Linked DNA regions of Mus musculus: all the other regions are linked to region 2. Evidence: chromatin loops called from intact Hi-C (ENCODE). Cell type or tissue: left cerebral cortex. All regions are shown on one strand.

Region 1 (8,000 bases), 280 kb after region 2:
TCAGAACATCCATGCCAATAGTGTATGAATATACACCGAGACATGTGTGCTAGCAAAGTGTGTAACTACAGAGGTCTGTGCGTAAAGCAGTGTGTTTATGTGTGTCCTGGTGGGGAAGGTACAACTTCTACCTTCTACATCTCTGCTACAGGTTAGATAACTTCTTTTGCATTTATCTTATTAATTCTCTGATTCTCTTTGTTTTGCTGTCTGTTTCCAACTCAATTTCTTCCTGACTTCTTTCCATTGTATTTGTTGTTGTTTAAAACTTTTTCAGGCCAGTTTTGAAGGTCTCTTTGCCTTCCATATAAGCTTACCTTTTCTTTAAAAACATTTATGTTATGATTTCCACTAGGTTTCCCATCTTCAGTCTTTAAGCTCTGATCACATGGCTGTTCCTATGGATTCTTGGCTTTCCTGCTGCCCTGTCCCTTCTTCTTAGTTCTTAGTTCTCTTATGAGCTCATATTCCATGAGCCTGTAAAGCCATGGAAAGAAGTCTAGCCCACGGTATATACATACATACATACCATGGGCTAGACTTCTTTTTTCTTTACATGTTACCTGTAGCTTAGTTTGAAGTGGGCACTCGTGTCTTACATCTCTTGCGTAGGGCAGGTTTTATTTTTCCCATTTTCTTAAACTTGGTTGTCTCTTTAAGATGTTAGACATTTTAAATGTTTTTATTTTTTATGTGCATGTGTATGTACATCTTTTTGAGTATTTAACATGTATGAGTAGGTTCCTGAAGAAGCCAAAAAAACCAAAAACAGAACAAAACAAACAAACAAACAAACAAAAAAACAACAGGCATTGGGACGCTGGAGCTAGAGTTAAATTTGCCTATAAGCTGCTCAACCTGGGTGCTGGGAATTTAGTTCAAGCCCTCTAGAAGAGCAATATTTCTGAGCCATTTCTCTAGCTCCAAGACTGTAGCTTTTTAAAGGTGTTTATCACCTGACCTCCTACTTTGTTTGGGTTAAGTATCTGCCACACACACAGCCTTCCAAAATTCTACCTAAAGGCCAACAATAATCTTCGTGACACGTATATCTGTGTAGAGTGAGGGCCTAAACCAATCACTTGATTTTTGTTCATACCTACCTAGATTATAAGCATATTGCATTCATAAGCATCTCTCCTCTTTTTATACTGTGTTCCTTAGGACAGTGTTCAGCATAAGTATAAATGCCTGTTATAGCATGGGCAAGTGAGCATTGCAAGCTGCCATCAAGATAATGCTATCTAATTCTAATATCAATGTTTCGAAGTAATGCTGGCTGAAGGCTCCCACTCTTTAAGGAAAGCAAATTGAGACAGGCAGTTTTAAACAATGGATACAAAACTATTAAGCGGTGGAAAAAATAAGTTCATGATTGAACCCAGGCCTATCTGGCAGTGATTCTACTGTGCGTTAAGACTAAACTTCAACCTTGCTAGCTTGAAGCACAGGGTTTCTCTGTGTAGTCCTGGCTGTCCTGAAACTCACTCTGTAGACCAGGCTGGCCTTGAACTCAGAAACCCACCTGCCTCTGCCTCCCAAGTGCTAGGATTAAAGGCATGTGCCACTGCTGCCAGCTTTGAAGTTCTTGTAAGAGGCAGATAGACGAGGAGACCCCGTGAAGAGCTGTCCGCGGTGCTGAATGGTCTCCCACTGAAGAGTGACAAATTCAATACAGCCTTAGACACCAGGACTACAACGCTTCTGCTCACAGAGAAATTCTCCTACTGACACTGGCCACCTTGCTTCATTTTACCTCCTAGGGACAGATTGTAATCAGCTGCCTATAGACCCAAAGCTCCACACATCAGGACTAACTCATCCCTCACCATTGTCTTCAATCATTTACCTCCAAATCAGCCACCGTGGATACCTGGAAAGGCAGCAAGCTCTAATCAGAACATATAACAAGAGTTACTTCCTTCTAGGAATTTTACAACCAGAAGTGCACATATGATCCAGTTTAGAGGATAACTCTACTGTAATGCAATTTCTTTAGGTTTTGTCAAGCTATATTTCTTTCCATATTGATTAAGTGTATTCTGCATTAAAGCAATCAGTTTGCAGAACTCACAACCTCTGGACTTAACACAACAACAATATTGAGGCTGACATTTAGTGCAAGAAAAACAAACAAACAAACAAACACACACAACGACTTGCTAGTAATGAGGAAATGGAGTCACTGTCCTCTCTCATTCATAGATGCTATGTGGGTTCAGTACCTAAACCTGACGTTACACACAAATCACTATGAGGTTCACAAATCTGAGAAAATGATTTTTAAAAAGATGGTATCGTTGGTTTCCCAAAGTAGTTATTAGCTTCCTCCAAGATGGCTGATTGAATGTATAGCTAATGAGTTTTTCATCAAAGCTCAGTGCTTATTTAAGCATCTCATTAGCACCTTTCCCATCCTTCAGCCAGGCCCTCTGTGCTGAGAGGAAGGACTCTCTGAATATGTGCCTCTGTTAAGCCCCTTTGTCACTACGGTATAATGAGGAGAGTAAGATGTCACTTGCCTAAATCTAGGGGCAAGGCAATTTTTCCCAGGTATTTGTCATCTCTGGAGTGTATAATTTTTTATGACCCTCACTTGCTCAAGGTCATTCACTCAGCTCATTAAGGGTCTGAAGTGAAAAAATACATAAATGGCGAGGAAGAGAAGCCAGAATCCAAGCAGGTGCCAGCATATCTGTCAGCTGCCCCTTTTATCTTTTTTTCTTTTTAAGTTAAAATATTTTTCAGTTGTCCATGAATTTTCCTAATTAATAGAAGCAGGAAAGCTTTTGGTGTTCATGGGGTGTGGGGCTAAGAAGGAAGCCTATAGCCATGGGTGCTAGTGTTGTATGGGTTTGGTTGGGCTACCTCCTTGCTATGAGCCTGGTGTCATATAAAGTACATGAAAGATGGGAGCTGGTTCAGCAATGTGAGGCTCTGAAGTGTATCCTCAGAGTTCATGTAAAACCAGAAGCTACAGTGTATATCTGCAAGTCCTGGGCTCCTAGGAAGAGACAGTAAGTGGAGACAGGAGAATCTCGCTATGTGGGCAGGCCAGCCAGTCTGCTACCAGCAACTGCCAACTGCAGACAACAAAGGACGCTGTCTCAAGCAAAGTATAAATGGGAAACCAAAACCGAGGCTGTCCTCTGACCTCCACATAGTCACCATGGTACATGCACAATGCCATCTCTACACACAAAGACACACACAGAGAGAGAAAGACATACACAAAAGCGCGCACAAGGGCACACACGCACAAAACAAAAGTTAAAGGAAGTAGATGTTAAAATTATTTCCATGAAGGTTCAAAAATCTAGAATATTCATCGGTAGTGCAAAAGCCACTTAATATTTTTTTATAAAAATTCTTTATTCAGCACAGCCCCTGGTATCACACCTGTAAAGCAACACAGTGGCATTTGCCAACAATTCCCAGATTCGGGAGTGAAATAAAGATCCCACTGTGCCAAGGACTACCCTCAGACCTCTGGGATTCTGCTTTCTTATCTTTCCACAGAATCAGTGAGAAGGGGCCCCTGCAGGACTCCCTCCCCTGGTGAGAACCCTAAACAGCACTGTTAACCTCACTTATAAGTTGGCTTGCTCACTGGCGCCATCTGGCCCTCAGTGGGGGCGCTGCAGGGAGTGCAGCGGCGAGAGATTGGAGAAATCCCCCTAACAAAGGCATACAGCGTCAAAGTTAAGGAGTGAGGAAAAAATGTCAATCTGTCCCTGACTTTTAAAAGCCGCCCTTAGATTGAAACAACCTTTCTCTCTCTCTGTGAAAAATGTCAAAGAAAGAATATCAAACAAAATATTCTGTTCAGAAGAAGTGCTGGGAGAATGGGAAATTAATGAAAGGGGAGATAGAAGAAAACCCTGTGCCTGTGTAAAATCGGTACTTCTTAAAGAGAAAGCTTTAAGGACCAGGAGTTACGCCACATATAACGCATTGCACGAGACTGAGAAAGACTGAGAAAGTGACATATTTAGGTTACAACGGCTCAGTCGAGCGAGCGAGCAAGGAAAGATGTCTTCCTCAGCTGGGCGGCTCTGCCACCATTCTTCAGCTCTCCCTGTCCCATGGCAAGCTTGTTAGCAGCCTGAAAGGGCCTCCCTGGTAACCGAAGGGCCTGTTCCTCCTGATGCATTTTGTAATACTAATTAACTAATTCCCAGCCACATAAAGGGAACCTGTGAAGATTCACCAGAGGCAAACTGCTAAGCAAATGATGACAGACTTCTCCATTTTCAATTAGACGGAGTGGCATATTGTGACAGCAACAAGTGGACCGGGCTTTCTAATGACAAGGGTTCTGTGAGGGTTCCATTCCTGGAAATGAAAAGGAAGCCTGGGCCACGTGTCTACCCTTGTGCACATCAAAGCAAAATTCTGCCTTTGGTTCTGTTTGTGTGCCACCGAATGTAAGATTTAATCCGAAATGCCGCCTTTTGAGACTGCTTCTGTTCTCTGGAAATGTCTGACAGGACACGGCACAGGGACCAGAGAGAACAGCCAGCCTAATTAAACCGGTACAGGTAGCACTGCGCTCAGCCACAGCAGCCCTGACTCCAGCCAGCCCCACCCTGCACCAACCGACTCCACTGTTTGTGTTACAGATCTCTTGCTCACATGGCAACTGTTGCTATGTTTGCAGTAATAAGTGGGTGATGCTAGTGTCTCAGTAATGACTGTGTTACAAGAGCCATGATTTCCAAATGGGTTTTTGAAGCTGCTCACACAATGGCACTGCACAGAGTGACAGCTTTAATTTCCATAGATTCTCTTTCTTTTCACCTTTAGTATCTTCTGTATGGACCGAATCTAACCCCCGTAGAATAGCAAGAGTGACAGCTCTCTTCCTTTGGCTCACTGATATTTAAAAAGGATGTTTGTTATTCTAAAGGAGCATTGTTTCTTACTATCTCTTTAGAATCTATGGTATTCAGTATTTCTTCTACTTAAGTAATAGCAATTAAAGCTATCAGAAAACATTATGGGCCCAGGAAGAAAGCCGCTCCTGTATTAACTACAGGAGAGAGAACAGCATCTGCTATTAATATCTATGACATTAGCTGGATGCCCACATTAATGAGCAGATGTTTGAAGAGCTTCAATCTCAAATAAGTCTGAAAAATTCATGAGTGGGTATTTTCCATGCTGCAGATTCTCTTTCACAAAGACAGTGAGCAGATGAAATCTGTTTTGTTTCCTGATCGTGATGAAGTGCTTCCTTCCCAGTAAGTGTTGTAGCACTGCTCCTTCGGCAGAGGTGGGCCTTATCTCAGCTCTGGGGGAAATATCTAGAGTGGGTAGCATATCATTGCTATGCCCACTGATAATAATATCAAACTAGCCAAACCATGGAAGAAGATACATTGTGTACTCTGATCATTAGCCACCTTGGTTGAGACATTGTGAATTTTTTCTAGGCCAGTTATAACACTGCCAACCACAGCTCTTCCGCGTGGCAGAACCATCAACCTTCAATCAGTATTCCCCAAATGAGCAGGCTGAAGCCAGAAAGGATGAACAACCTGCTGGAGGCTTTACAGTTAGTGAACAGCAGGGCCATGATCTGAGCCTGGATCCAGTTGACTCTAAAGTGTGTGCTTTTCACTCCTTGCTGAGGAATTGTGACAAAGAGGGGGGCTGTTCTCATACTACTCCCCCACATGACCACAAAATCCCTCCCTGTGTGGGGTTTCAGGTTTCAGGACCCACCTCCATACTGAGGCAAGTGAGTATGCACTTGATTCTCACTGTGTGGCCCCAGGCAGCAGCTTCCACATCTGTGGTAATCTGTTGGAAAGACAGACCGGCCCAAGGAGACAAGCTAGCCTCAGTCTGCTCTTTAACTAGCATCATACAGGTACGTGCCTGAGAATGTACAACAAGATCAAAGGCATGCCACTGCAGTCTTTAATGGATCAAGATGCCCCTCGCCTCCATAGCTTACTTCCTGCAAGTTGTAAAGCCTCCACTTAGAAGCAGTTCCAGCCCCAGGTGTCCATGAGACTGAAAGTGTGACTGCCTCCTTTGCAGAGGCTGTTTCTATATTAATTCACTGACACATCCTTGTGACTTGTGTCTGCAATACCAATGGATACAGTCCATGGCAGGAAAGAAATCACTGATGCCTGTGGCATAGACCTTTACCTAATTCCTGCAGGTGTGCCTGCTGAAACTAGAGTCCAGTATAAAAACAGAAAAGATTTCAGAGGCTCAGAAAGCAATCCCTGAGTACACTGGTTTCAAGCAAATGTTTCTCTTCTGTTACATTGATTATTATACAGGGCAACTGGCACATGGCAAAACAAACTACAGGAATATGAGACCAACAGGGATGCTGTCTGTTGCTGTCTTTCCCCATCACACATTATGAATGGAAAGTGTGGCTGTAGGGTAGTTACTGCCAACTCAGTTTCGGTTTTATGAAAATTCTTGTTGCTTCTGCATCAGAATGGCAACTTTCCTTTTTAAAGTGTAGATACTTCTTAGTTTAGTGACAGCTTAACAAGTGCACATAATTAGTAAGGGCAATTAATTAATGCCTACCTTTATGTTTTAAAATACATTAAAACAAAATTGAAAGATTAGGAAGTGGCGGGGCGTCAGGGGGCTCTAGAATATACCAAAGACCTGGGAGGTAAGAAATGCTCAGGACTCAAAGGGAGGGACCTTAGAAGAAATGCCCAATAGTAGGGAGAGGTAACTTGTAGAAAGACAGAGCATCAAGTGGAGGGATGGAGTTGCCATCCCACAGTCAAAAACTCCAACCCAGAATTCTTCCTATCTAAAAGAACTGCAGGAACATAATTGGAGAAAAGACTGAGGGGAAGGAAATCCAGTGACAGGCTCAAATTGGGTTCCATCTCAAGCTGAGGCTCCAAGGCCTGACACCATTACTGATGCTGTGGTGTGCTTACAGACAGGAGCCTAGCATGGCTGCCCTTGAGAGGCCCAACAAGCAGATGACTAAGACAGATGCAGATATTTACACCCAACCAGTGGACTTAAGTCAGGGATCCCTGTGGTTAGGGAAAGGCTAGGAGAAGTTAAGGAGTAGGGTGACCCCATAGGAAGACCTGCAGTCTCAACTAACCTGGACCCCTGAGATCTCTCAGACACTGAGCCACCAACAAGGCAGCATACGCTAGCTGGTCCAAGGCTCCTGACACATATACAGCAGAGGACCAGGGGTCGGGCCTCAGTGAGAGAAGTCACACCTAATCTTCAAGAGACTTATTACTCACTATTAAGTTGGGCTAGCACCTTTGTGTTTAAAACTTTCATGCAACCATCTTGTGTGTGTGTGTCTGTGTCTGTGTGTGTATATGTGTACATGCGTGCATGTACATGTGCATGCATGCATGTATGAGTGTGCATGTCTGAATGCATATGTATATGTCAATAGGTGTGTGTTTGCATATACATGCACATGTATGCAAGTCTGTGTTTGCTTGTGCCTGTCTTTCTGTATGTGTGAGTGTATGAGTATGTGTCTGTGTGTGAGTGTGTGTATACATGTGTGAGCACAAGAACATGTATGAGGAAGTCTGAAGACATTTGTGGCAGTCACTTCTCTCCTACCATGTGACACTGAACTCAGGTTGTCAGGCTTAGTGATAGCGTCTTCACCCACTGAGCCATTTCTGAGGCACAAGCCAACACCTTCCATTGTAGTTTGTTCAAAACTACAATGAGATCCATTTATATACATTTGGTTAAATAAACAAAAGGAATTACAAAGTTAACAGATTTTGATCACTTATCACAAATATATGCTGATCCCCCACACACAAATACAGAGCATTATCTACCAAACACCCCTGGTGTTTTAATGGGCTGGTCTTGACAATCCAAATATAGTCCCTTATTTTATATGCTCTGTGTATGACTCATATTTTCCTCATTGAAATAATTAGTTTATTATTATTATTATTATTATTATTATTATTATTATTATTATTGCTTGTAGATGGGAAATGCCACAT
Region 2 (8,000 bases):
AGAATAGAAAATATGGCTCATTTGGAGCCAGTAGCTGTTCCACAAGGAATGTCAGAGTACGACTCATACAATAAATGTGTCATTTTACTATGATTGTTTGCTTTATTTTTAAATATTTTCATACAATATAATTTGATCATTTCTTCCCTCTGCCAACACACTTCCCATACTCCACCAACTTTATCTTCCCTCAAAACAAACAAACAAAAAAAAAAACAAAACAACAACAATCACCCAAACAAAGATACTGGTGTACGAAAACCTGTCCCAGGTGATATTCATTCTCTAGGACACATCTCCTAATCTTCCTAAAAAGTTTCTCAGTCCCTCTATCTTGAGACCAAGCATTCAAATATATGCACCTATGGGAGACATTATCATTCAAGCTATCACACTGCTGGAAGGCACTATGCTTGCTTCCAAAGGAGAAACATTATCAAAATCACATATAGGTATAAACCCTGTGAGCTACAATAGTGGCCTTCCTGCAAGGAGTGAACAAGTGTGATAATGGCCCAAATGTTACAGTAGTAACCAATTACTGTAAATCGGATTTAAGGTCCTCTCCACAACTTGAAACTCATACCTGACCCTGTTAAGAAAGCCAAGAACCTCAGACTATATAGGTCATGGGTACTAGAGTAAAACCTAATATTACTAGTCTGCTAAATAAATATAGCAATAAAATGACTCAGAATGATGTATTACTATACCCATAGAAGAGTGCTTCATTCAACCCTCATTAGACAAGCTTCCTCTTGCATTAGATGATAACTAATACAGAGACCTAAAGGTAGACATGTAGCATGTGAGACACTTTGGAACACTCAGCCATAACTAGCATATCTTTATCACATCTCTCCTGCAAAGGGTGTTTTCTGTTGTTTTAGGTCAACAGAAGAATTTAGAGGTATAGTCTTCTTATAATGATTCAATTTCAAAGTTCTCCATTATTAAATTAGTATTATGAAGTAATATGTATTTGTTATAGTGAAGAGCCCAGCAGAGATCTACAGGTTACTACCAAAGTGAATATCTCACAACAAAGCCCACACTTGTCATTGCATATTATGTGGTCTTCACTCACTATGGATAAACATCAAGGACCCTACTTTTGGATCATATATATGCTTTATCTTGTCATGGACTGCTTGTCTTTAAAAACACTATTTTGTGTTTCCATCAGCAACAAGCTGAAAAATTATTCCTTTACATTCTTACTAGTATTTGGTGTATTGGTATTTTAAATCATGGCCAGTCTGGTAGCTATATAGGGGTACCTGAATTTTTGAATTTGAAATTCCTACATATATCTGATGCTGTGTTTTGGTTTGCCATCTGAGTATGTCCTCCAATGAGGTACTTCCTTTTTTAGCTTTTTTGATCATTTTTTGGTTGGCTGTTTGCTTACTGTTGAGTTTGAGTGCCTTGTATTATTTTGGATACCAGTGTTTCACCAACTATGTTTTGCAATGCTTTCTCCAAGGCAGCCACATTACTGGTTATTTTCTTAATTCCCCTTTTTAATCCAATACACAAAATCATATTTTTACAAACATGGTTCATACAATCAACATCCATCCTTATTAACAGCATCAAGATTCCATCCCTCTAATTAAAAGTGACATGCTTCACTGCATCGTGTATAAATAATATATATAGAGAGATGTGTAGTTTTATACAGCCACATCACTGTACATGAAGCTCTTATCTGAAATTATTCATCATTCTGATTATTCCATCTCATTTACTTTAACTTTTAGACAATATACATATTCAAAGAGTTTTATCTCTCTTCTTTTGTTAAAGTTCATTGGGTCTATTGTATGCTGCCAATATCCTCATGAGTGGGGCCATCTACTAAAGCATGGTTGACCTACCAGAGAGGCCACAGCCTTAAAGAAAATTGATTCAGCCTTTCCAAGCAGCTATGAATGGTCCATAGCCCCTCAGGTAGAAACAGGACTTATATAAGCTTTAACGACTGACCTGGTAAAATGCACTTACTGGTATACTAGTGAGAAGAATTTCATGAGGGGTAACCAACAACTTTCTGATTTAAGAATTTAAGTCACCCTCCATAAATAGAGCCCATATCTAACACCGCTATTAGAATCACAAATGTGTGGCCAGACAGGTAGGTCATGAAGTTCTACTGGAGAACCTACTACTACTATTAATCTACCGAACAGACATAGCATATTAAACTAACTCCCAATTATCTATAGCTACACCCATAGTTTAGTGCATCTCTCAACCCTCATCAGAAAGGTTTCTTTCTTTCTTTCTTTCTTTCTTTCTTCTTTTTGCAATATATGGCAACTAACACAGAGACTAATAACTGGTCAATGTGTAGAGAGTACAACTAAGCAGTGCTCAATTTCTGAAAGGTACACACACACACACACACACACACACACACACACACACACACAGTGTAGGGATCACTGTCAAAGGGAGGGAGAAAGAGGGTAAGTGCCGGAGGAGGTGGACACTGTTTTCTGGACATAGCAGGCAGCTGCACTCATGAACTCACAGCAGCTGTAACAGCACCCAAGGCCTGCACTAGCTCAAGACAGCACATTTCAGCATGGAATGGAAAGGTGGGTGTGAAGTACTATATGAGAAATTTAAATTTGGTTAATTTGTTTTCCACTTATAAGAATGTTTGGTAGGTACTCAAATATGTAGGCCTTTTTGACCTGTATTATTCCCTTTGGACCTCAACCTCCTCCTGTAGTTGAAAATAAATTCCCTCTCCATTCTGACAACTCACAAAATTGTCTAGCCAGCCCTGTCTTGATCTCCAGAACCACATACATGATGCACAGACACACAACAATTTCTACTATATTTGCACTAGTTTATTCTACATATCCAATATTATTACAGGTCTTCTCTTATGACTTCACTATGCTTCCCCATACATACCTTTCCTCAGCTCATTTAAATGTCATGTCATCCACTTTCAGCATCTTTTAGTAATTTCTCTCACAATCCACACTTATTTATTGGACAGGTGTTGTTGGTTAAGTGTTTCTATAATCTAAGCAATTTCTCTCCATCTCCCATTATTATCTTTTAAATTTCCACCAAATCTTTCCTGTTTGTGTTACTTTAGTAGACTCCAAATAAAGCTCTGCTTATATTCTTGCCATACCCACCAACATACTTCAGTGTGTCTGTGCCCTTTAAACATAAGGCAGGTCACCAAAAACCTGGGATGACTCCAGTTCACTCAAGACTATAAATTACAAGCTCTGACTGCTATTGCTGTTATTATCTATCGGGCCTTTCTGTATTTTCTTAATTTCCTTCAGCCGGAGTGTATTGTGAAACAGTTATCTCCTCCCCACAAATGTGTCCACTTTAAATACAGAATTAAATGCTGAGGTCAAGGCTTTAAGTGAAAAACTAAGCTTACTCAGAAACTTAAAAGTTCATAGGGAGCTGCTATGCAGAATTCTGAGTTAGATTTTAAAGAAGAGAAGCTTCTCAAGTCAAATTGTAGTGGTAAGATTTCTGGGTTTCAGACTGAAATGGCTTCCTCAAATAGCGTTCCTCTCTATGTACTATGTGAAAGATTAAAGAGATCAACCTGTAGTACTCGATATAAACTTATGCACTCTACAAGAGAAACACATATAACCACTCTATGAAAGTGTATTAAGTAAGACTGGTTCTTTCCAATATCTGGCACCTTTGGTTGAATCTCCTTGAAGCAAGTGAACACAACAGAGTGTGCAGTGCTGGCTAAAGGCGCTAGTTCAGTACTGGGCCTGGGAAGTTGGACAACTGAAGGGTGCAGAGTAGTCTGGCCCACCAGAAAGCATCCCACAGAGCCGAGCCTCTCTCTGGTTCAGGGGCCTGGCCTCCCTGGGAGGCTTCTGACAGGAATAGGAGCTCCGTGCGGGCAGGTCACCTCAGCATCTGGGTGGTGGATCCACTAATGGTGGGTGGGTTGGTCTTCTCGGTCGCACCGCGGGTTGTCAGACACGGTAAGGCAGGAACCCAGAGCTCCGCACAACCCGACCCCGCTAGGTGCCCGCCCATCTGCCCCACAGATCGTTGCCCAGGAAACGCCGCTTGCGCACGCTCACGCCATCCTAGCTTTTCAAGTCTCAGGGCGCTTCCAGGGCCGCGGTGACGTGGAGAGCATGGAGGAGGCGGGGCGGGGCGGGGCGGGGCGGGGTTTGGAGTGCGCGTGCGTGCTAAGTGTGCTCCCGGAAGTCGGCCATGGCGTCTCTCCGCGAAGCCACCCTGCGGAAACTGCGCAGATTTTCTGAGCTGAGAGGTACCAAGGCGGAACTGAGTTCTCTGCCCCCCTGCACGGAGAGCGCCTTCCCAAGGACCCCGCGCAGCTTCCTGTCCGATACCCCTTCCTGTCCGCTCCGTCCTGGCCAGGCCAGCCAGACTTTTCCCTTTTTCCCTTTTCCTCCTCTCTGTGCGAGCCTAAACTTAGATGTCAGGAAGGAGCAGTAAGAGAATTACCAACGGGAAGTAACACTGGCTTAACTCAGTGGTAGAAGACCTTTTGCTTAGAGTCTGCAGTAGTCGTTACCTTGTTTCTTTTCTTTTCCCAAGCCCCGCTGCTTAACTCCACTTTATTCCAATGTAAACCCCAATACGGAGGCAATCATGGCTTTAAATTTGATAATGTAAGTTTGGGGTACAGCTGTCTGGTAAAATTGATATTTATGAGTGCCTAAAATGTACGGTCTTATATTTGGATACCAGAATGATTGGAACTATTAAATCCAAGCTAACATGTCTGTCTCTCTCCTCTCCTTCTCCCTCCCCTTCCCCCTCCTTTCCTACCTATTCCTCCTTCTTATCTCAGTCCCTCCCTCCCTCTTTATCTTTCCCCTCCCTCTCATTCTCTCTCAACTTGTTAAAAACCTTATTAATATTTTTGCTGATTAGAGGGTTCCACTGATTCTTGAAAGTGCAATTTGTCATTTAATGAGTTCATTGAGAAGTTTAGTCCTGGGGTTTGTGTTGTATTCTGATTGCTTATATAAAGTGTAGTTTGATCATCGTTAATAAAAATATTAGAAGCTAGGACTGGTGTCGCAAGTCTGTACTGTCATCTACTTGAGACGCTAAGGCAGTAGGAACGAGGTTCAAGACCTACCTGGATTGCACAGACAAATAGACGATGATAATTGATAGACAGATAGATAATAGGTAGATCGATCGGTCGTGTGGTAGATAGATAGAAAATAAATATGAGTTCAGAGCCAATCTGTCAAGTAGTGGAAGAGTCCATGATTCACTGAAGAATGAGTCACCAAAGAATGATGCCCCAGATTCCAACAGTATGTAAACACAAAGAGTATTTATTCTGCAGAAGTCCAGCCTTCTGGGTCTCCCATTGCCAAGATAGAGAGACCCTGAAGTGAACTCGCAGGACCAATTTCAAGCACATTAGAGGAGTTCTGGGTTAGGTAGGCTTTGCCTTCCTCTATCTCTAGTCAAGTGCATTAGTGAGAAGGGGGGAAGTATAGAATAGAACTTCAATCTGTAACTGAATGTGAACAATCACTTGCAATAGCTTACTACCTTTGAACTAGCCTGTCTCAACCCTGTCAAACGTAAGATACTAAATTAATTAAATAGATAAATGAAGGATTATGAACATAGCTCAGTGATAGAGCTGGCAAGCATAGGACTCTGTGGTTATTTCCCAGTACCACAAAAGAAAAGGAAAGAAAAAAATGATAAGCAACAATAACAAAAGACCACATTCCTAAACAAAAACCTGGAAGGAGTGGATCCTTGAGTTGAAATTTCTCAGCCAGCAACATTAAGGGCCCTGGTTCGCAAAACTTGCTTTTAGAGGGTAATGTTTGCTTGTTTGTTTTGTTGATTGGTTTGTTGGTTGGTTGGTTGGTTGATTGGCTGGTTGTATCCCCTTCTTAGTATGGAAGATGGTAATGATTATCCTTTGTTAGCCCCTGTTTTGAAATAGGCAAACTTGTAAGTGAGATGACTGATAGCATTAAAAGAAGGTTCCTTGCTATTTTTCCAATAGGCAAACCCGTGGCAGCTGGAGAATTCTGGGATGTGGTTGCAATAACAGCAGCTGATGAAAAGCAGGAGCTCGCTTACAAGCAACAGTTGTCCGAGAAGCTGAAGAAAAGGGAATTGCCTCTTGGAGTTCAATACCATGTTTTTCCAGATCCTGCTGGGACCAAAATTGGTACACATTTCATGGGGGTGCTTATAAAGGACTCTGGACAAAAATAATAATTGAAAAATAATTTTTCTTTGTTTATAGTTTATAAACTGTTTATCTGTACACATGGCCTTTAAAAACTTTAAGATCTGAAACTTAGCTTTTAAAATGATAAAAGTCCAAAAAGAGATTCTGAGCCCCTGTGACTTACAGAGAAACTAGTCCAGACCTTATTTTAAAGATTTTTTTTTTTTTTTTTTTTGCCTCAGTACAATTTACACTGGAATTTGCTGGAAGTTCTCTTAAGATCTTTTCCAACTGAGCAACTGAGTCATTTCATGAAGTAGTTTGGTGAAGAAAACAAATCAGGAAGCTGATGTATATATATACTTGGCCTCTTAGGACCAAGTTACGGGAAACAGACAAACAAGGACCAGTTACTTGAAGTATCGTAGAATATTTACTTAAACCCTGGAGAATTCAACTTTGTCATCATTGCAGATATATCAATTACGTGTCACCTTTGATTCCTTAAGGAGAGAAGTGCAAAGGATTTCTTCTACTTTTGTATTGTTATTCATTAAAAGAAGGCCAACATTCATCTCTCATTTACTTATTTACTTGCAGTGTTTAGACTGTAAATAGTATGATTTTATAAGAATGTATCACTAAGCTTGTGGCTCATGTGCTGAGTAAAGCTAAAGCCTCGTCGTGCGGAACAAGATGCACGTGCATGGCACTGGCGTTCCTCTCACTTCCCACTCCTGGTTTAGAAGGTTAGCACCTGTATGATGTCTCTTCTATAGAGGAGAATTAAGTATACAGGATGTAAGTGGTATTTAAAATATTTTATACAACCAGGTTCCTACATTAAGAAAAAAAACAAAAACCTCCAACTAGTGTGTTAGGTTGTGTCATGTGGAAGAAGCCATTGTATGTTGTATGTTGGCAAGTGTATATCAATTTACAGTCTCAGGTCCTGTACCTTATCACTTCTATCATGACACTGAGACATTGTGAGCTTTACTCTCTGTGTTCCCTGATTAGCTGTTTGTTTGCTTACTTACTGTACCTGATCACTTCTTCTGACAATAACATCAATCTGTCTGCCTCCTATTGACAAAATTCACGTCTTCAAAATTGTAACATTGCTTATATAAAAATATTCCTAGTTTTATCTGAAACAATATGCTTCTGAATTGTTTTTAAGGAAATGGAGGATCAACACTTTGTTCCCTTGAGTGTTTGGAAAGCCTCTGTGGAGACAAATGGAATTCTCTGAAGGTCCTGCTAATCCACTCTGGTAACTTATTGTTGACTTATTCACATTTGCCCTTGAGCTTTCTACCTTTGACACCGTAGAGACTTTGTCCCCCTTGCAAATGATCTCTCAAATTTTATTTTGCCTTAAAATTCATTGATGGTATTTTACTTGAGAAATAAATACTCATTTTTTTCTTTTGTTATGTGCAGTTTGTAAATGGTAGGATTTTCACAAAATTTATTTTTAACATAGATTATTACATCATCAACTTCTATGAATGTTTTATTTCACTTTTGTTTTGCAAATAGAAAATTATTTTTTATAAAACTCATGAAAATGTGACCATTTCTCAGGCACCTTGAGGGGACTTTTGTTGCCGAGGAAAATGGATGATGATGATAATGATGATGATAACCCTTTTGTCAAAACTTCTGCCTTGCATTTTTGTCTGATTTTTAAGAGCAAAAAAGCTACAATAATTAACAGTTTTAAAAACAAAAGAAAAGGTGACAAAATATGTAAAAGCAAATAGAACATTTCAAATGAGAAAAGTCAGAA
Region 3 (8,000 bases), 500 kb after region 2:
TGAGCTCTCTAACTCAGTTCCTGGTGGACTAACTCATGCTCTTCAGCAGAGGGAATTAAGTGAAAGGATTTATTGTTAGTGCTCCTCTCTCTGGAGAGTGAGTGGGGAGCCCCTGGCTGGCCAGGTAAGAGGCTCAGAGCTCCTTAACTGTTTTTGAACCAGAGAGAAGTCCCTCACACAAACAACAACAACAACAACACACACACACACACACACACACACACACACACACACCGGAAAATGTGTGTGCTGCACCACCTTCCTTTATTGCTGTCAGACTTTTTATACTTTTAGACAAAAAGTTCTCTAAGAAAGAATTCCCTTATAGATAAAATGTTACATAAAAGGGAGTTACGGAAAGGTATCAGTAACAAGTGCAATGCAGTGTTTTATACGATAAGCTCACTATAAGTTCAGTTTTTACATGCCCTGGCCTGATCATAGTGCACACCTGTGGCTTCATCCTTGGACCTGAATATTTTTCCTTGAACACAAATTTGTCCCAAGCCTATTTTCTCCTTTTAGTGTAATTTTGAAAGCTTGTTGTATCTTTTATTATGCAGCCTTTACTTACTATTCTGAGGCACGGGCACTGTCTATTCCTGATTCTAACTTTATTACATCTTTCTAGCAAAACAACTAAAACCATCTTAAAGCTTTCTTCCCAAAAGGATTTGAATCAAATCAGGAATTCTATGAAATCATTAATTCATCTAAACAGCATTAATTCATGAAAGTTCATCTTTAGGTTGATCTATACGAAATCTGCTCAATAGAGTGGGTGATGCTCTGGAACCCTTAGATTATCTATGACAGGAAAGGCATATCAGCTGCAGGAAGCAACCCAGAGATGAAGCCTCTTGAGAGCTTGCCTCTCAGAGCTCAGCCATCATAAGCCTCCAGGAAGGTCCCCTTTCCTCGATGGCTCCTGACAAGAACCACAAGAATAAAATAGGATGATATACTAACAGCAGTTATGAACTTAAGCCTTCATAATAGTGAGCTTTTCCTAAAAAAGCATAGTTTTTAAATCTCCATTCATTTTATTATCTTTACAAAAGACCAAAGGGAAAAGATGCTATGCAGAACTAAAAAGCCAGCCTTCCTTTTATGAAGGAGACGACCTTTGCCTTTGTTAGAAGAGGTTCAGAAACCCTGGCAGGTCACAGAGGTCACAGCAGGGCTAGAACCCAAGTTCAGTGCCTTAAATGTTGGCTGATTTTATTTCCTTAACTTAGAATCTTCCAACTTCACTTTTGGAAATGTTGGCATCGATTGTCCTTCATGCCTCTGAAATGAATTCTGGAATGTATGAGCAATTGGGTATGAAATGTCACCAAGCTATAGGCTGGGGCATATATTATCTAATAAAGGCGTCTACTTGGGTATTCTTCAAATGCCTACAAATTGGGAAATACAGTAGAAACATAAAAGACATGGTTCTACAGGGAAAGCTAATCTACCCTGATGGTATAGGTTGTCTAGTCTAGGCTACCTGTGGGGATTGGCTGCAACAATGTAAGCTTTATTGTTACTCATGGTCTCACACTGGACAAGGAGGAGCTTTCTGCCACTTTGGAGCATCTCACACTGTAGTCCAGGTTGGTCTGGAGCTCTGGATAACTCCCCTGCCTCAGCTTTCCTAGTATATGCACCATCATGCCTAGTTTCTTTGGTTTGTTAACTATGCTATGGTTTAAATGGGCTTTTCTATCTATCATATATATGTTGTGAAAACTGTTTATAGTACCTTGTTTTATTTTTATTTTACTTTTTATTTCTAGGACATACACAGTTAAAAATTCCTCCTCTAGACTGATTGAAACTCATTCATTGGTTTAAATGAAAGTTAAATGGGTAGGGGATATGTTAGACGTATGTATATCTTAACATAGAGTTAGTGAGTCAACTCTCAAACTCAAGAGGAAAGACATATTACTAATGAAGTGCAGAGGGCCAAGGTTAGGGCTAGCGGCAAGGAACACTTGTTATCCTCTTGCTGAGGGCTTCATTTGGCTTTCCAGCACCAACTTGGTGACTCAGGCTCGAAACCTATTCTAACTCCAGTCCCAGGAGATCTAATACCCTCTTCTGTCCTTTGAGTGCACCAGGAATACACACGGTGTGGAAAAAAGAGCAAAATAAAATAAAATTGATTTCTAGAGAGAGTTTTAAATGAAGACTAAAAAAGAGGCCTCATAGTTATAAAATGTACTGCCACTGTTCCAGAATGGCTCATGGAAGCTTGTGGCTTACTATTAACTTGGAAACACGAATAAATGATGAAAATTAAAGTATCCAGTCCAAGTCTTCTGGCTATATGATGTTGTCACGGTCTTGCTTTCACACTGATCACTCTGTACCCCTGCAGCATCTCATGGACAGGGCAGGCCCCGCTTCAGTGTGACAGAATGCTGCTTGCTACAAGCTGCATTTCCTAGGGCAGGAGCCAGCGGGGAGTTATGGTGGCTTCAGGGGCTCGAGGTGGACACGAAGTCCACACAGTGGCCTCTGCACTTTCAATCATTAACAGGTCTTTTCTGGTCACAAGACTGAGGCAGGAACTCTGGGAACTGTAAATGCGCAAGATGTAGTTAACAATGTATTAGGTTTTTCTAACTCTGTCCCTCTCTGTGTCCCTCTGTCTCTGACTCTCTCTAGGTCTCTCTTCTTTCTTTTGAAGACTACTGTAGGTGGGTGCCACTATGTCTAAAAATAGGAATAACAACGCCCACTGCATACACACCGGAGGACAGAACACAGACCTCCTCTACCTGCACCTGGGAAGTTGTGAACCCGGAGTTGGGGCGCGAGTGCCTGGGTGGCGGCAGAAATCCCCAGGCATCAGTAGGCAGCTACCCCAGTCGGAACCACCGGCCGCCTGCTGTGCAGTTCTCCAGTGCAGATAGATCTCCTGGAGCCTAGAACTTGAAAGAAAGAAAAAAAAAAAAAAAAAAGCCTCCCGGCAGACAAGAGTAGGACCTTGCTTGCGGTCCTGGGTGACTTACCCTCCTCTAGAGTAGGAAACAAAACCTCCTAAGCTCCAGAAGGTCTGTGGGGAAAGAGGTGGGCTGGCTTTCCCTAACTTCGCTAGGCTCCCCCTCTCGGTTTACGCCTGTACGGTCTGGCGGCGCACGTCTTGCTCCTGGTTGCGCCAATGGGGAACTTTGGTCCTCTCCGGCCACCGTGGCGGCAATATGGCTGCGCCCATGGAGAAGAAGGCGCATTCCAGAGCAGAAAGCCGACCCCAGCTCGCTCGCTCGCTCATGGACCGTAGCGCGGAGTTCGGCCGGTGGAAGGCGCAGAGTCTGAGCAAGGCGGACCTTAGCCGCAAGGGCAGTGTGGACGAGGACGCGGTGGAGGTGGTGGAGCTCCTGAACTCGCGGGAAGAGTTTTTCACCACCAGCTCCTGCGCAGGGCGCATCCTCCTTCTGGACGGGGTGAGGCCCGGGCCGGGGGAGGCTGTGCAATGCTAATGCGTCCTCCGGGTGATGGTGGAGCTAGCTTAAGTGGCGAAGGCTGGGGATTGGATTTACAGAGCGCTGGAGGAGCTCGAGTCTCCAAGTCCCTTCGGTCACGCTCGCCCTCGAGCCGCGCTAACCCAATCACTGTCGCTATGAGATGGGCGCCCGAAGGTTAAGGGGTCGCTGCCCCCTGGTGGCCGGTGTCATTATTACAGCCCTGGGCATTTTAGCTCTAAATGAAACAGTACTGTAGATACATGGTCAAAGCCCCTGGCTGCACGCTCTCATCCTCTTCCTGTCCCACAACACAGGATAACTAGACAACACGTGAAATAGGGTAATTTATTTCCAACATTTCTCATCGTGCCTGGCCCCATATTGCTGGTTAAAAGTCGCTAGGTTCCGCTTGGTTCTTCACGTACTGAAGTCCCAGATTATCGAGGTCTGTTCATGTTTATATTGCTTCCACCACTCCCGTTCTGTTCATGGACACTCTTGCTCACAAGCTAGCTGCCCACACCTCTTCTACAACTGCCCTGCCTGGGTTTATTCAGACGAGTCTCCAAAACACTGTTGTCTCTTCTCCAAGCCATGTTTCACAACACATTCATATGTATATGCATATGAGGGATGCATACACATATATGTATAATATATTTATAAATGTATAAATATATATGTATATACTATGTGTAAAATATCTATAATGAAAACATATTATAATTATGATTATACAAAATATAATCATAATAGAATATGATATATATTTTATATATTTTCATTTTTAAGCAGAATTTACTTTAGAAAATCCAAATTTATATTGTTCTGTAACCTGCAATCCTTTCCTCATTTTAACCAACTGCCAAGATTGAACTATTTTCTTTAGTTACTTGTCTTTGTCTTGTTCCTGTTCTTCATTTAGGAGTGGCAGAGTACTGAGAACCGAACTTAGGGTCTCGATCATGCTCAGCAAACACTCTACCACTGAGTGAAACTTCCAGCCTCCTCCCTACCTTTTGTTTTTTTTTTTTTTTAAACCTTCTAAAACAGGATCTTTCAAAGCTGCATAGACTGATCTTGAACACATTTAATAGACCAAGAACTCCTGGAACCTGTGGTCCTCCTGCCTCAGCTTCTGGAGTAGCTGTCCTATAATGCTTCCCCTATATCTACATAGCTGAGACACGACTCTCCAAGCTCCACTGTTATGCCAGACACAGAAAGAGGTGCAGACAAGCACAGTGCCCACTTAAGAGTGGCTGTCCATTCTGAGTTGTCATAGGATGCTTTCTGAACCTTGTCTAGCTTATGTATCTTATACTTGGTGGCTATTTATTTTTACTCTGCTTTATTAGAAAAGAAGGAAAGTGAAAAAAAAAATCAGGGTGGAGAAAACATAGGTAAGCCAGAGATGTTCCAAGTCGTGGTGTGACATTGTGTACATTTGCTAAGCATAAACCACTCATTTGGCTCGGAGGTTGTTTATAACAGCCAGCCCATGTTCCTAGAGCCTCACTATGAAAACCGGTCGTTCAGGGCCCACGCTTCCCCCACCAGCTCCCAGAGGAGCCTCCAGAGCTTTGTGTGCGTGGTTGTTGTAGAGATGCGGTGGTCTTCATGTGTGTGGTTTTCTGCTCTCCCTTTGCAGACTCTGAGGGAAGGATCTGTATATACCGATTAGAATTTGCAAAGAAGCAGTGTTTAGGTCGCTGTTGGAATGACAGCCTCTCCAGAGCTTTGACACATTGCTCCTCGCTGCTTTGCATATGCAGTCTACTTTAGGGATCTCAAATACATTTCCATAGTGGTGAGGAACATGTCGAAAGGTGTGCCCATCCCAGACGTCAGCAAATGGTCGGCCTTCCGTAGTGTTAGCCACCCTGTTCTACAGGAGGTGCCTTCTCCCTTTTTCACTTTTTTATGGTGAAATACTGCTAACATATAAGTCCTTCATCCTTTTCTTCCAGCAAACACATGCCCAGAGAGGCTTGTGACCCAGGGTAGGTGTGCTCAGCTGCCATTCATAAGATCTTGGGTTTCATCCCCAGCAGCACAACACAAACACAGAAGCAAACCAAAAGCACGCCCCTGTTTCTGAAGACACCTGAGTACTTTTACCATCTGAGCCCTAAGTTACTTGAATTGATTTTTCTCCTAGGTTATCTTTACCCAAAATACACTGAATTATTTTTCAGTCATCTTTCTGAGTACTAACTTAAGAATGCCCACCATGTTCTACAATGCAAATGTACTCATCTTGCTAAGTTTTACAGTTGAGTTGTCTGTCATTTTAGAGCACAGAAGGCTCTGGAGTTCAGAAGCAACACTGCTGCTGGCTGCTGGTCACACACAAACCGTGTGCGAGAGACGATGTGGTAAGTTTTTAAGTTAAAAAGTGATCTGCAACTCAGCAGGGAGGCCTGCCTCTTCAGCAGCACAGAGGTGAGGGTGGGCACATGGCTCACTGGGTTCAAATCTCACATTCAGCTCTGTTATTTAATAACTTTGCAACCTGGTAAAAAAAATATAAAAGAAGAAGGGACTTCACTCTGCCTTGCTAGCTTCAATGTTGGAAATAAGAGTATATCATTTACCACGATCCCTTCTGGACACGCTCATGGCTGTGCCCAGTGTGTCGTCTCTGAGCCTGCAGAGTGAGCACAGGGAAGGTTGTACCAGGCAGAGACCTTCCCTCCGGGTCCCTGTGGACATCCGGCCCCATCCTCTGCAGAAATGAGGAAAGGAGAGAAGTGGACACAAAGAGGTGTGGCTGGTTCCAGCATTCTCGTGTGGAATGGGGAGGGCTCCATGCCCTTCATAGGCTCCACAGGAAACTAAGTAAAATAAGCAAAGAATAATGTTTGTAATAAAAATGAGGGCAGAGGACGCAGATGTCTCAGACAGAGTGGGTAGTGAGAGCTAGAATGTCTAGGAAGCAGAAGGTGGGTGGGAGAACAGGTTGACAGGACAGGGCTGGGCAGCCGCACCTCATGCTGACCCTTGGTTCCCTCAGATGGCAGCTCTGAAGGGTGCAACCAGCGAAGCTGTTTTGAAGTTTGAACCTTTTATCCTCCATGTGCAATGCCGGACACTGCAGGACGCACAAACCCTGGTAAGACGTTGAACTTGCTCTTGAATTGAGATGTCTTTCAGTAGAATTAATTTTAAGCTTTAAGCCACCTTTTAAAATTATTTAATGTTGATTGATTCAGCTAATGTTTTGACTTAATTGTTCTCATATGTTTGCTTGGTCTAGCTATTTATGTCAAGTGTTAGGAGTAGGGACTCCCGGTCATCTCTGGGAAAGTAAAATGAGTACCCACACCTGGCCCGCGGTCTCCCTCAGCGGGAGGATTCATGTGGATTTCACAGTGCTGTGTCTTTGGTTTTCTGGCTGAGTTCTAGACGAGAGCTCAAGAACTGCATGTCTGAGGTCTCCCTGCTCACCTACACCTTTTACTCCATTACATGCAGAGTCGTCTCATTGCAACATAATTTAGTAAATCATGAGCCACAGAGCATCCGGGTAGAGCTGTGTGCAGTCCTTGCTCACAAGCTGCTCTGAAGAACTCCCTGAAGCTGAGACTGAAAAGGACGAAGCAGAGTTAGGCCTGCAGCTGGGAGATGAAGATTCCGAGCAGATTAGAGTGTTCCCTGTTTCAGAAGCAAGAAAGGTCTGGTGTGTTCACAGAGCAGAAGAAGCAGGCCATAGAGGGGAGGGGGGATGAGGAGAGAGGAAGATGGAGGCCTCTAGGCCAGAAGAGGTCTGGTTGCCTTGTCAGGCAAGGGCTAGCTGCAAAGGCTTGGCGCACTGTACTTTGAGAGCCTAGTTCTGCCACAGTATATTAGGGCTCAGCTGTAGTGTCCTGGAGTGTGGTGGCATGGCCTGAGAGGACACCAAAGAACATGAGAGGGTGACAGAGTCAAAATGTTTTAGCTTCTGCATTAACAGAGTGATGAGGCCGCTCAAGAATTAGACAGCCTGAGGGGAGAAGTGGTGAAGAGATCACAGCAGTGCCATAGTGTCACAGCGCCCTAGTGTCACAGCATCACAGCGCCCTAGCACCATAGAGAAGTGTCCAGGCTTCAGACGTGCGTCTTATTCTGGATGCCTTACAGACAACCACCTCTCCCTTGCCTCTCTCATGGCCTTCCTCTGTGAATGCACAGCAGTGGCATCTCTTATAAGGTCATCATCACCCCTGTTGACTTAGGTCCCTACCTTGACAACCTTATCCAGCATGACCAACATAAAGGCCCTTTCTGCAAATGTTGTCGCTGGGGTTAGCACAACTTGAAAGCCACTTCAGTTCTAACACCAAAATGTGGTTGGTGTTTGTGTAAAAGGCTGCTCTGGAGTATAGACTGGCCTGCAGATGCACACTGGAGAGATGTTAGCATGCACCATTTAAAGCCATGTGCCCGGAAGCACTCACTGTGGAGAGAGTGAGAGGAAGCAGGAACACTTAGACACGCTTTCAAAGCCTTGGTTGAGACACAGTGCTCCGCAGCCTGCGACTTTGTTTCCCCTAGACT

The links. Peaks named below come from ENCODE experiments on the same cell type or tissue, not always from the same donor. Only the 100,000 strongest peaks of a DNase experiment are listed, where the experiment ranks them.
Region 1: it touches region 2 in a loop (6-fold over the local background); 5 of 42 quality-filtered maps call a loop at or near these places.
Region 3: it touches region 2 in a loop (7-fold over the local background); 13 of 42 quality-filtered maps call a loop at or near these places.

What each region holds. Positions count from the first base shown.
Region 1 is chr3:154,813,525-154,821,524 of GRCm38, reverse strand. The region is part of intron 23 of Tnni3k (TNNI3 interacting kinase); the gene reads left to right. Among named protein-coding and RNA genes, the nearest start is that of Gm20389, 110 kb to the right of the region's middle. In left cerebral cortex, a CTCF peak has its summit at 3,608; DNase peaks (open chromatin) are centred at 4,098, 4,594, 5,258, 5,983 and 2 more places; H3K4me3 peaks cover 638 bases; H3K27ac peaks cover 1,859 bases.
Region 2 is chr3:155,089,593-155,097,592 of GRCm38, reverse strand. It overlaps Fpgt (fucose-1-phosphate guanylyltransferase), which reads left to right and starts at 4,215. Exons shown (of 4, transcript NM_029330.2): 1 at 4,215-4,294; 2 at 6,035-6,202; 3 at 7,389-7,481. The coding sequence starts at 4,237. It overlaps Lrriq3 (leucine-rich repeats and IQ motif containing 3), which reads right to left and starts at 4,159. Exons shown (of 8, transcript NM_028938.2): 1 at 3,923-4,159. In left cerebral cortex, a CTCF peak has its summit at 4,272; a DNase peak (open chromatin) is centred at 4,208; H3K4me3 peaks cover 1,493 bases; H3K27ac peaks cover 1,034 bases.
Region 3 is chr3:154,592,293-154,600,292 of GRCm38, reverse strand. It overlaps Tyw3 (tRNA-yW synthesizing protein 3 homolog (S. cerevisiae)), which reads left to right and starts at 3,195. Exons shown (of 6, transcript NM_172474.5): 1 at 3,195-3,440; 2 at 5,759-5,839; 3 at 6,478-6,576. The coding sequence starts at 3,267. It overlaps Cryz (crystallin, zeta), which reads right to left and starts at 3,582. Exons shown (of 9, transcript NM_009968.4): 1 at 3,009-3,582. In left cerebral cortex, CTCF peaks have their summits at 3,074 and 3,664 (motif pointing left); DNase peaks (open chromatin) are centred at 3,170 and 3,598; H3K4me3 peaks cover 1,750 bases; H3K27ac peaks cover 1,451 bases.